Regions from separate parts of the Homo sapiens genome. Here region 2 is linked to region 1. Evidence: chromatin contacts called from ENCODE Hi-C or POLR2A ChIA-PET data. All regions are on one chromosome and are shown on one strand. Each heading gives the region's core, a stretch centred on a gene start or an enhancer-like site at or near the end of the contact. The rest is flanking DNA. Distances are from core to core; before and after follow the strand shown.

What was found. Hi-C counts contacts between places; a loop is a spot of excess contacts on that map. ChIA-PET counts read pairs that join two places held with the same protein, here RNA polymerase II (POLR2A). Pooled maps may share reads with other maps.
Region 2: a map of PC-3 shows a loop between it and region 1 (10-fold over the local background). The contact joins two enhancer-like sites. A Hi-C loop is called at or near these places in 5 of 168 maps with a recorded cell type or tissue (IMR-90, PC-3, aorta and 2 more) and 6 of 50 pooled maps. POLR2A ChIA-PET finds 5 or more read pairs at or near these places in 4 of 52 experiments (AG04449, AG04450, HEK293T and 1 more).

The regions. Positions count from the first base shown.
Region 1 is chr18:22,501,256-22,507,525 of GRCh38, forward strand. No RefSeq gene overlaps it. Among named protein-coding and RNA genes, the nearest start is that of CTAGE1, 86 kb to the left of the region's middle. Within about 2 kb of position 3,581, at least 9 of the 41 ENCODE cell types and tissues checked have a DNase peak (open chromatin) inside an H3K27ac peak, as active enhancers do; they include IMR-90, PC-3 and ascending aorta, where a contact is called at or near this core.
Region 2 is chr18:22,464,035-22,470,304 of GRCh38, forward strand. It overlaps LOC124904260 (a long non-coding RNA gene), which reads right to left. Exons shown (of 3, transcript XR_007066305.1): 1 at 829-6,270. Among named protein-coding and RNA genes, the nearest start is that of CTAGE1, 49 kb to the left of the region's middle. RefSeq lists enhancers at 3,534-4,733, 3,932-4,226, 5,647-6,270. Within about 2 kb of position 3,942, at least 13 of the 41 ENCODE cell types and tissues checked have a DNase peak (open chromatin) inside an H3K27ac peak, as active enhancers do; they include IMR-90, PC-3 and ascending aorta, where a contact is called at or near this core.

The sequences.
Region 1 (6,270 bases), core at 2,331-4,830:
TTGACAAAGATATGCATCCAGAGTATATAAATAGCTCTTATAAATCATTAGTAAGAGGACACAAAACCAATTTAAAAATGAGCAAAGGGTTTGAACAGATGCTTCTCAAAGGAAATTATACAAAAGACCAATGAGCAAACGATCAGTTGCCCAATATGATAAATCATCAGAGATATGCAAATTAAAATGATGATAACATACCACTATACACCCACTAGAATGACTAAAATTAAGAACAAACAAAAAAAAAACCAGACAACTCCAAGTGTTGACAAGGAGGGCTGCTAAATTGCTGGTCAAAATGTAAAATGTCATTACTATTTTGAAAACAGCTTGACCACTACTTAAAAAGTTAAACATATACTTACCATGGGACTTAACAATCTAATCAAATGTACTTACCCAAGAGAAAGAAAAATATCTGTTTATACAAAGACTTGCACATGAGTATTCATAGCAACTAACTCATAATAGCTATAAATTGGAAACGACCCCCAAAACCAATAAGAGATGAATGGATAAACAAATTGTGCTATATCCATACAATGGAATACTACTTAGCAATGAAAAGAAACAAATTGTTGATAGATGGCACACTATGGATGAATCTAAAAAAATATACCAAGTGAAGAAGCTAGACAAAAACTACATAGCGTATGATTCCATCTAGAAAGGCTAAACTAACTCATAGTGACAGAAAAGGAGGCCTGGTGTGGGTGTCAGGAAGATGGGTTGGCAAAGGCCTCAGATCAACTACTGCCCACAGTCAGAGGTGAAAGAGTTGACTGTAAGGTGAAACAGGAAGACTTTCAGGGGTGATCTAAATGTTATATATCTAGATTGTGGTGGTGACATGGGTACATAAATTTGTCAAAACTTATTGAATTGCATACTTAAAATGAATGCATCTGATTGTATTACATCATTGTATGTAAATGATCCTGGACCCCTATCTCACACCAAACACAAAAATTAATTTGAAATAGATCATAGATCTAGATGTAAATTCAACCTATCAAACTTCTGGGAAAAAAAATAAACCAAGAGAATAATCTTTATGAGTTTTGTCAGCAGATTTTTTGGGGACATAAAAATCACTAAAAAGAGGGGGGGATCAATTAATTTAAGTCTCCCCAAAAAATCTTTCTCTTCTTAAATCAGTAGTTATAATCCTAGCAGCACATTTAAGTCATCTGGAGCATGTACAAATAAAAGCACAATACCCATCCCAGACTAACTGAATCACAATATCTTCTTGAGAAACATTGACTTAAAGTTTGGACTCCATTGATTTTCAAAGCAACAAATGTGCCTCACAGAGAGGTTATGTAGCCTTACATCTCTAACATATGAAATATTTTTTGTTTGCATATGAATACATAAATGGAGAAAGTAAGTTATATACACGTATTAATTTATTCAATTTGATTATTATGTATCAGGGACTATGTTGGATGCTTAGTTACAAAAAGACTGAGACACAATCCTTGGCCACAATTATAGGAAGAGTCAGAGTTCTAGGTGGGATAAAAGTTGTGCAAATATATGACGTGCATACACAAAGAGATAGATTTCATCTTGTGTGGGTGTCAGGAAGAGGAGTTGGCAAAGGCCTTAGAGAAGAAGAAGGGATTTCCATTAAGCCAAGTCTCAAAAGATGATTATGATGTGATCTGGTTGTCCTGGACAACTTGACTAACCACACCTCCGCAACCCCGCAGGCAACACACACACATTTTTGTGCACATACCGGCAACATATATATTTTTCAAAATCCTAAGTATCCATGCCTGCCTTATAGTTAACGTTTCGAAGATTCTTTCTCTACCCATTGTCCTGGATTAATATCAAAAGAGAACGAAGAAAGAAGCTTAAGGGAGAAAATCCACTGCATCTTCAGATTGTTTCCTTCTTTCTGATCTCAGGAGGTCCAGGGAGGTAGGAAGAACCTTTTCACCTGTTTCCTCATATTGTTCCTCTATTGTCCTCTCCAGCTGGTAAGCCCCAACATCGTGTATCTTAAAAAGCTAATGAGGCCAGGACAGAATTGCCATTTAAATTCTTTAGTAACATTTCCTCTTACAGTCTGAGCTCTTATCCTCTGACTTGTTTCCTTAAGTTTCTATCAAGCTCCTCAGTCAGGTTAGTTGGAATATTCCCATGCTTCTTCCTTTTTCTGTTAGAGAATAAGGTCTATTATATAACTCCTTCATCTCCTTAGAAATACAGATAGCCTATCAGCAGTTTTGGAAAAACATCCCAACTGATTTTAGGGCATTGAGGCGTTTGATGGGAGGAAGCTATCTATACAAAGAGTGAATGCTGTACAAACAGCAAACTTTACAGGGAAAAAGTTGATATTTATAGATACTCATTTATACCCCAGGGCAAGACAGACAGATAGATAGATAGATAGATAGATAGATAGATAGATAGATAGATAGCAATATATTGATATCTGTTTATCCATTGAGTCAAACAAATAAACACACATAGATTACAAAGGTCCTTTTCTCTTCCCATGCCTGAAGAGAAAGGAGGCCTGTGGTTTCTTTCCATAGATATGCATCACTCCTGAAAAGCACACTCACATCTTGTTTATATATTACAGCCTTCCGCTACTTCACCAAATGTCTCCTGGCCTTTGCTCAGTGAGCCAGTTGAGCTCCCAGAAAAATCCTTCATTCTTTCCCAACTGTGCCTCCCAAGACAGATGTTTTATATCAAGGACACCAAGTCCTGCCCTGAGGACTTAGCCAGCAAAAACTCACTAGAGGCCCTTGCCTTCAGGAGATGATGTAACCTTGGAGAGATGTGTGCTACAATCTCCCTGCAAAGGCGGAAGACAGCGTGAACTCACAGGGGACCCAGGCCAGGGTATTGGGTGGGCCATCCCTCTCTGTTGTGATGAGTGGCTATAGTGTGTAAGTCAGCCTGGGAAAATGTCTGCTCAGTCCCAGGAGTGGATTCCACAGCTCTTTGGTTGACAGTTCAGTTCCCACCATCTTCTGCTTGCAAGTCTTCTTAGGGCAATGCTGCAGGGTAGGTCCTTGTCCTGTTTTATTCAAGAGCACTCCTGGTATGGCCCCACCATCTGTGCAGAGAGCAAGGCTTCACATGTCTCCAGGGTCTTATGGTAAGTTGGATATGACAAGTGAGAACCCAGCAGTCTGGGGACAGTGCTCAGAGCAGTGTAAAGGGCAGTCACACAGCCAAGTACTTTCCAAGGCAGGGCAGGCCTTGCCAGTCCTCACTCAGAGATGTTCACACCAGCCTTGTGTACAGCATGCTTAGCTCTTTGATTTCTGAGCCCTCAGCTATCACAAGTAGTCAATTCTCAGGAGAGGCTGAGTTGGGAGATGGACCTAATGACATTGCCTAGCACACAGTAGGCACTCAAAGCATATTAGATGAATGACAGAATGATCAAACAGCATCAAAAAGGCACAGCTAACTAGAAGAGGGGGCCCAGGAAAACAAATAAGTAAAATTGATGCTTTCGTGCCTGGGCCCTTTAGGACAAGGAAAAGAACTCAGGATTGCAAACTGCTAGTCTGAACTAGGGACTTGACATTTATTATCTGAGTCACTCATGTAGTCATCCTGGGAGGTATTAGGAACACCCTTTTACAGATGCAGAGGTGGAAGCCTGGAGAAGGGAAGTGGTTCCCCCCAGGTCCTCCATCCAGTAAGGGGCAAGGCCTCAGTCCCAACAAAGCTCTACCTCTGTTGCAGCTCATAGCTCAGTTTCCTCAACTACAGAAAGGATGCAGCGTTGCTTATCAAATGGGGTGGTTTCGAAAGCAGCATATTTAAACTCTGGATTAGGACCCCATTAAACTTGAATCTGGATCAGATCTAGGGAGAAGTTTACTTTTGTGCTATTCATAAAAGAAAAGGTTTAGAAAGCCAAGAACCGTGTAAACCACATTGCTGGGTGGGAGGATGTGAAAAGTATGTAAGCAAATAAACTATCTCTAAGCAACTCAAACATAAGACAAACATTTATTTGCATATAGATGAGTGATGTGATTGCTTCTGCCTGGAACCATTTTTCACTTTTCTGTCTTTTCCCCTTTTTTTCTAACTAACTTTTATTTATCCTTCAAGTCATGCCTTAACTGTCATGCCCTGTGGAAAGCCTCTACTGACCCCTGCACTAAGTGACTCACTTCTATTATACTATCCTGTGTCCTCCATTATTTTAATTGCTTGTTTATTTTCTGTCTTCCTTTCCAGGCAGCAAATTCCACAGTAACAGTAGCAATGATGTCCTTAGCACTTAGCACAGTCCCTGACACACTGCCAAAAGTACATGTAAAATGAATATATGAAAGAATAAATGATATGCTAATTACAAATCACAGGTTCCTCTAAGATACTTTTCCCAAACAAGTCACTAAATGGATTGAATAGTCACTCCTTTAACTGCTTGTTCTCTCTCTGTGCCTTTTTCAACAACTTTTGATTAAATCGCTACTGTTCATCAGATTCCATACTAGATGAAATAGACACATTTATTTGCCCTACGTAACCCACTGTGTCCCGTTCACATGTCTGTAGAGTGCCCATAATGCTTTGTAGCACTCATCTATTTACATGTTTGTCTCTACAACTAAAAGGCTATAAACTCGTAGAACTCAGAGTTAGGGTATTGATCATCTTACATCACCAGAACCTGGCACAGTGAGTGGTAGAGAATAAGTACTTTATAATTGTATTTGGAGTGGTGAATAAAATATTTTAAATTGATACAGCCCTTTGGAAATCAATCTGGCAAAATGAATTGAATACCTTAAAATACTTATATTGACTACTTCTAATATAACATAAGTAAATCATTCATCTTAAACAAAAATCCCTATGTAAAAATATTTATCAATTATAGTAACAAAATGTGGGAACTAGTTAAATGTCTATTTGTAAATAAAAGGTTAAGTAATCTACCACACACGTCTACATGTTGGAGTATTGTGCAGGCTTTATAAATGATGCTAAGGAAGAACACAGGAAAGTGATCATGAAATCACTTTTAATTAAATAAAATTTAAGTATTAAAATTGTATTTTAAATACCATATTCATATATTCATTTTTGAAAAAAATTAAAGCAAGCTAATTATAGGAAACACAATACATGAAAGAAATAGACAAACATATCATGTGTTTGGTGAATGATCAATGGGCATTTTGCTTTTATTTCCTTATGTGTTAAGTAATTTCCAAATTTTCTTAAATAAGTTTGCTCATTTTTTTTCTTTTTTTTCTTTTTTTGAGACAGAGTCTTGCACTGTCGCCCGGGCTGGAGTGCACTGGCGTGATCTTGGCTCACTGCAAGCTCTGCCTCCCGGGTTCACACCATTCTCCTGCCTCAGCCTCCCAAGCAGCTGGGACTACAGGCACCCGCCACCACACCCAGCTAATTTTCTGTATTTTTAATAGAGACAGGGTTTCACTGTGTTAGCCAGGATGGTCTAGATCTCCTGACCTTGTGATCCACCTGCCTTGGCCTCCCAAAGTGCTGGGATGACAGGCATGAGCCACCGCGCCCAGCAAGTTTGCTCATTTTATAATGAAAATAATGTCATTGAAGACTTCCATTTCCAACCATTACAGAGAAATGAGAACCAAAATTTACCTCCCACCCTAAACAACTTATAAAACTGAACAAAATACATGAAATAACAGTTTTAGATATTGAACAAGAGGTGGCAAAGGAGAATGATCCATGAGAAAAAGTAAACAAATGATGTGAGCACTACGAATGCCCCAGCTCACTGTCTAGAGAGTATGTCAAGGTCACAGCACAAGCAGAAGCAGCCCATGCATAACCTGGAGGTCTCCCTGAGTTGAGGAAACAGAGTTCAGAGTTCAAGAGGCAAGAATTCTCAGAATAGAGCACCAGAGAGGAGAGAGCTTCACCGAGAGAGAGAGTCTCAGAGAGCTGAAGAGGATTTCCCTTGAGTCTTCTGTTGAGTGCTAATCTATGCATCTGTGTGAAGAAACTAGTAAGACTAAGGAAAGAATCACCAGAAAGGAGCAGGCTTTCTTAATGAGGAATTGAAATTACTAATTCAATCTCTTATTATAGATCTATTCAGATTTTCTATGTTTTCTTGATCATTTTTGGTAATCTGTTTTTTTAGGACTTTGTCCATGCCACATAGGTTATCTAATTTGTTAGTATACAGTCGTTCATAGTATTCCTTATAGTTATTTTATTTCTGTAAGATCAGCAGTGATGTCTCCTCTTTCATTCTAAATTTTAATG
Region 2 (6,270 bases), core at 2,692-5,191, 37 kb before region 1:
ACGCTGTATCAGTCCGTTTTCATGCTGCTGATAAAGACATACCCGAGACTGAGTAATTTATAAAGAAAAATAGGTTTAATGAACTTACACACAGTTCCACGTGGCTAGGGAGACCTCACAATCATGACGGAAGGTGAAAGGCACATCTTACGTGGTGGCCAACAAAGGGACAATGAGAGCCAAGTGAAAGGTGTTTCCCTTTATAAAACCATCAGGTCTCGTGAGACTTATTCACTACCACAAGAACAGTATGGGGGGAACTGCCCCCATGATTCCATTGTCTCCCACTGGGTTCCTCCCACAACACATGGGAATTACGGGAGCTACAATTCAAGATGAGATTTGGGTGGGGACACAGCCAAACCATAACACATACCAAGCCCTCCAGGTTGTACTGCCACTTTCTCTCTTGCACCTGTCCCTCATGCCATGCCAGCCACCTGCCTGAGTTTAGGGCCAGGTCACCTCTTGCCTGGATCACTGCAATGACCTTCCAAATCGTTTTCACCCCCTCCCCACTCTAATCTATCTGTCATTCTGCCACTAGAGAGAACTTTCTAGAGCACAAACTCATGATTTAATGTTCATGTATTTGAAGTTTGATTTCAGTTTGCTTCAAATAGAAAGTCTCTAGAATAAAAGACAAGTCCACCAGCATTTTTCCAGATCCCTTTCCTGTATTCCTCTACAGTCATGCTGTATTCTACCACAGTTGACTGCTGTGCCTTCCCTGGAATTCATTCTATATGTTCATATCTTTCTGCCTTTTTTTGTATCAAATCTCCTCAGAATTCCTTTTTCCACTCTTTTCACCTGAACTATTCTTACCTCAAGGCCTGCTTAAATGTTCCATCTTCTGTTGAGTCTTGCCTCATGTGATTCCGGGCAGAAACACTTGCTGCTTTCTTTCTGCTTCTGCAGTGCAACACACGTGTTTATATAACAGGGAATGGACCACATTGCTTTTCAGTTGTCCTCCTTCTATGTAAATTTGAAGAAGGATACTTATCAAATTGACACAGGTTTTGAGAAAAATACTCTTACGTGCAAAGTGTTGTGCTGGACATTGGAACAGTAGAAGTGAATAAAGAAGGCTTGCCTTCATGAAGTTTAAAATCTGGTGGGAAAGACATGTATTCAGCAAGTCATTTTAACAAATAATCATTTAAATACTGCTGTGAGAACTGCCACAGTGGAAAGATATAGGATGCTATGAAAGAAAAAACAGAGAAATCCACCTTCCCCCAAAGGGGTCGACACAGCTTTTCTGGAGAAAAGGTCTTTAAACTAAGACCAGAATGAGTTAGCTGGGTGAAGAATATATTCCAGGGTGAATATATTTTGGGCAGAGGTAATAGCCCTTGAGGATACCTTGTGATAAGAAAGAGCCTGAGATCATTGAAGACCAGAAATAACAAAACAAACAAACCAATATACAAACAAAAAGTGGGTGTACAGGTAATAAGAGAGAGGTGTGGCATGACACCACCGAATGGATTTATGACGAAAGGAGTCACTTGCTGAATCTGAAAGGGAAACTTCATCTTCTCTGCCTCCTGGCACCACACAGATAGGCCACTGACCTGGGTCCACATGGCAATGTTTTTGTCCTTTTTGTCATATTGCCTGAAATATAGACTCAGAAATATTTTTTTCTATGACCAAAAAATTGCTAAAAATTCTGATAGAAATGGATGATTCAGGCCCAACACCTTCTAGAAGTACTCCAATTTCGGTATGTGCTGTTTTGAGAGCCCACGTCTTACACAAGTGTCTAACAGCCATGTGAGGTGTGATTTTTCAGGATATCACCTTGATGCATGGTAACATGGCCCCATAATGAATAAGAGCATTTTACTGTACCTGAAACTCTGGGGTCAAGTCATATGGCTACGAATGTGGAGCAAAGCAATATGGAAACAATATGTTCAACTTTATGACTAGTAACTCATTGGCTCATGGACAGCTTTGTCCCAGCTTCTCTGGGGGTAGTTTTCCTGCTGCATGGCACACATTTGAGGAGCACTGGAAGTCCCACAGTTTTTCCCACACTACAGTATTCTGAGTATTGCAAGTAGAGATGGAACGGAGAGTGGGTTTGTCAAAATAAGCCAGCCCCACATTGAAAAAGTCACGTGTGCTTGGTGCTATCCACAAACATGAGTCACCCAGGGAGGTATGTAGATGCTTGTGACAAGAGAGGAGAGGCCTAAAAATAACAGTTCCACTGAAGGGTGGAGCTACAGGCTGCTGGTGTGTCATGTTTGGCTGCTGCTTCTGAAAATTCCTTCAGTTAAAGTAGCAAGTGGGATGACAGCTGCAGATACCTGGCTTTCAGGAGAGAAGTGTAGCAGGTATCCATTGAGGGGGGATTTCAGGGTCATGAACTCCTCCTTATTACTTATTTCCTGAAGCTGATGTGTGAAAATCCATACAAGAATCCCACATCTTTAGTTAAAGACTTTGATCCCCAATAAATCAGAACGACAGCACATTCGGCTGTTCTCAGTGACACATTTGAAGGTTGCTGGAGATACAAGGATGCTCAGAGTGTCTTCTTTTACTTTCTTTTAACTTTCTCCTGCTGTTCCATATACTACATGAGGGCAAGGACCTTGTTTGTCCTGTTTTCAGTTCCATCCTCGGTGTCTTGCACAGAGCAGGAGCTAAATAAATATTTGCTTAAGGAAAAATGGAAGGAATGTGTCTAGCCCAGCCCTCTTAGTTTGCAGGCAAGAATACTGAGCAGGGAGAAGAAACTTGCTCAGGATCATGCAACCTATCAGCAGGGGTAGGAGGGAAGCCAGCCTCTGACTCTCCACCCAGTGCTCTCACCTTTCCAACAAGCTAGCAATGACTCAGTGTGGCTAGAAGTGTCTTGTTGAGGGCAAAGACCAAACACGAGGTCTCTGGCTACTAGGCTGAGGTGGACAGTATGGGGCAGCAGTTCTGAGGGGGGCCAAAAGATAGTGAACTTCACTGGGAGGAGGTGACAAAGACAAGGCTTGCCACTGGAGGCTGCCCAGCAAAGTTTCAAGGGCACAGTGGTGCTCCTTTCTGAGCCTGTTGTGTTTGCCTAAATTTGTTTTTAATAAAACCTAGGAGAAAAGCACAAGTTCCTGGAGCAGCAGGGGCTGATGGCTTGTGGTCTGCTCAGGACCACAGACTTCACCTTATGCAGACAGCTCTATGGTCATTAATACTGAAGGCATGTGTGCTTTTTTTGTGTTTTGTGTTTTTCTTTTAATAATCAGACAATAGTTTACATCTGTGCATTGGCGAGGAGTCATGAAGAAGAGCATCCAAACAAAGATGAGAGAAGCCAGACTGGCAAGTGGGCTGGCTGGAAAAGAGAAGAGAAGCCAGACACAGTACTTTGTCTTTAGTCTCCATGGATAAAAATGCTTAAAGTTCACCGTGGGGAGAAGGGAGGGGAGGGAAAGGTCTTGAAGGATTCCCAGTGGATACAAACAATGGTCATTTTTGAAGCCAGTTTGCATTTAGTCTCACACTCTCTTGTCTTAAAACACTTCTGAAGCACAAGGCTTCTGAGAGAGTAGGGCAGTTGCAGGAGCAGCAGGAGGGGGCTGGGGTGGGACTGGGGTGTAGGGAGAGGCCTGAAGGACCCTCCTGGCCCCACATTCCTCAAGGCACCTAACAAGGAAGCAGAACCCTACCTGGTTAGAGGTCCATGTTCCAGAATCGATGGGTTCTACTGCTGTGCCCAGTCAACAGGATACCTAAGCTTTGACTTTGGGTCACTAAAGATTGTTTCTAGACAAAAGCCCTAGCTCACAAGTCTGGGGGCAGCTTGGGACTTTGTTTAGGCCAGGTTTACCAGCTTGGTGTGAGAATAGCATCAGATATTGGTTACAGTGGTGGGATACATTCCAAGACTCCCAGTGGATGCCTGAAACCTCGAGTAGTACTGACCCTACATATACATGCTTTTTCCATGTGAGAACTGAGATGACTACTACGTGACTAAGGGTGGGGAGTTTCTACAGTGTGGATATGCTAGACAAAGGCATGATTCACGACCTGGGCAGGATGACGAGAGATTTCATCATGCTGCTCAGAATGGCACGCAATTTAAAATTTATGGATTGTTTATTTCTGGAATTTTTCATTTAATATTTTTGGACCATGGATGACTGAAGATAACTGAAACCTTGGAAAGTGAAATTGCAGATAAGGGAGATTACTGTACAGGTTTACGTTGACTCAGTCTTCCTACTATGGCTTGAATGTTCGTGTCCCTTCCAAAATTCACAAAATAACATTGAAACGTTATCCCCAAGGCAACAGCATTAAGAGGTGGGGCTTTTAGGAGGTGATTAGGCCATGAGGGCTCTGCCCTTATACATGGGATTAGTGCCTTATAAAAGGGCTGGGGAAAACCAGCTAGGTCCCTTTTGCCCTTCCATCTCTTTCACAAGTTGAACCAACAAGGTGCCATCTTGGAAGCAGAAAGCAGCCCTCACTAGACACAGAATCTGCCAGCACCTCAATCTTGGACTTCCCAGCCTCCAGAACTGTGAAAAACAAATTTCTGTTGTTTATAAATTAGTCTGTGGTATTTTGTTATAGCAGCATGAACAGACTAAGACACTACCCCGGTCTGTGTATTTGGGCATAGAATTAACAATTATTTGATTCTCTCTCCTTGCCACACAGCTGCTGCCAGGGGATGGGGGCAGGGTGGTGTCGGCGATTCAACACTGTCTTTCCTTCTCTCTTCGGTGCCTCTTTCCTTGCTATGGTGTTAAACACAGGTACTGTGATCACTCACCTGACTTTCGGTTCTTATGGCGGTGCTTTCTTGGTGGATGGTGGTTCAATTTGGTGTTCCTTTGGCAAGGTTTGGGTGGGAACCAGTAGCTTTGATCAAGCTACTGCATGGAAAATCCCACAGGGATCAACTTACTTCATGTTATAGCCAGAGCAGGTTCTAGAATCTAGTGCTCAAGCAGCTTGTAGGATTTCAATTTAGAGATTAGGGAAGCTCCATCAGCTGAAGTAGGGTGAGGCTGGTTAAGGAATAGAAATAAAATGGAAGTAGTTCAGATCATTTCTCATTTAAAAAATTTTTTTATTAAAACAAATAACAATCTTCTGATTGATTGTCAAGGACGTGACGGAGTCTGAGAGGCTATATATTTTGAATTCGGGTTGTAAAGCACAGACATCCAAACCAACAGAACTCCCACACACACTTCAGGAATGCAGAGGGTTTTTGTTTGTTTTGGTTTGTTTTTTTTTTTTTTTAAGTTTTAGTAAGAACATTTTCTAAACATATACTGAATAAGGTTGTACTTGATAGTCCTGGTAATGGTAATAATGATAACTGAGAAAAAAGTGGAGAAGTAAAGGAAGCAGAAAAAATTAAGGCAATCCTGACAGCAATTCAGATAGGTAATCTACATAAATTAGTCAGTTTCCTTATCAGAGATTTACATGTTAAAACCACTTGATATAACCCAGCAGGAAATTGAACAAGTGATTCTATGTCCAGACTTGGAAACAAAAATAACCACTCAGGGTCTGCACACATTAGTTTGCTCAAACTTGCGCTGATAAGTCTTTTTGGCTAGAGCTATAGTATGCAGTTTTTAAGAGGGGAGAGTTTGGTTGGAGGATGATTGACACGGAAACAACTGCAAATCCATAATACAGGAAAGATATAAGCTTCAGCGAGTACCTGGATGTCACTGAGATGATGCAGATGCAGAGGGTGACATGCTGCACGGGACTTAGCATTGTTCGTGGTGAATCAAAAAGAAAACCCACCCCATCAGCTCTGTAAAACACATCCAATATCTTAGGCAGACTGACATCTTACATCTGATGCACTCACACAAAGATATTTCACATTCTCATTTTAAATTTGTACCCATTCCAGGGTTTCTTAGTGTTTCCCAGAGAATAAGAATGATTTTGAAATTTGTGACTTGTCACTTTGGGGACAGACACTGCCTGTCAAGCTCTTCAGGCCAAGACCCCAAGGTTCCCCCAGCAGCCCTCAGACGCCCGTCCAAACAGTCTCTCTCTGGTCTCCAAGAGTTCCCGTGCATACCACATGCATATTCTATTTATATGTTTCTTTGTCCTGAACAAGATTTGGCCCCATTGTGTGGGAGCAACACCAGAAAAGAAAAACAAAATCCATCCACCGAGAGAAAATGGAGATTGTGAGAGCTTGGAGAAATTTACATACTTTGCTCATTCCATTTTCCTGTGATGTCAGAGTCAAAGAATATGCCTTTTTTA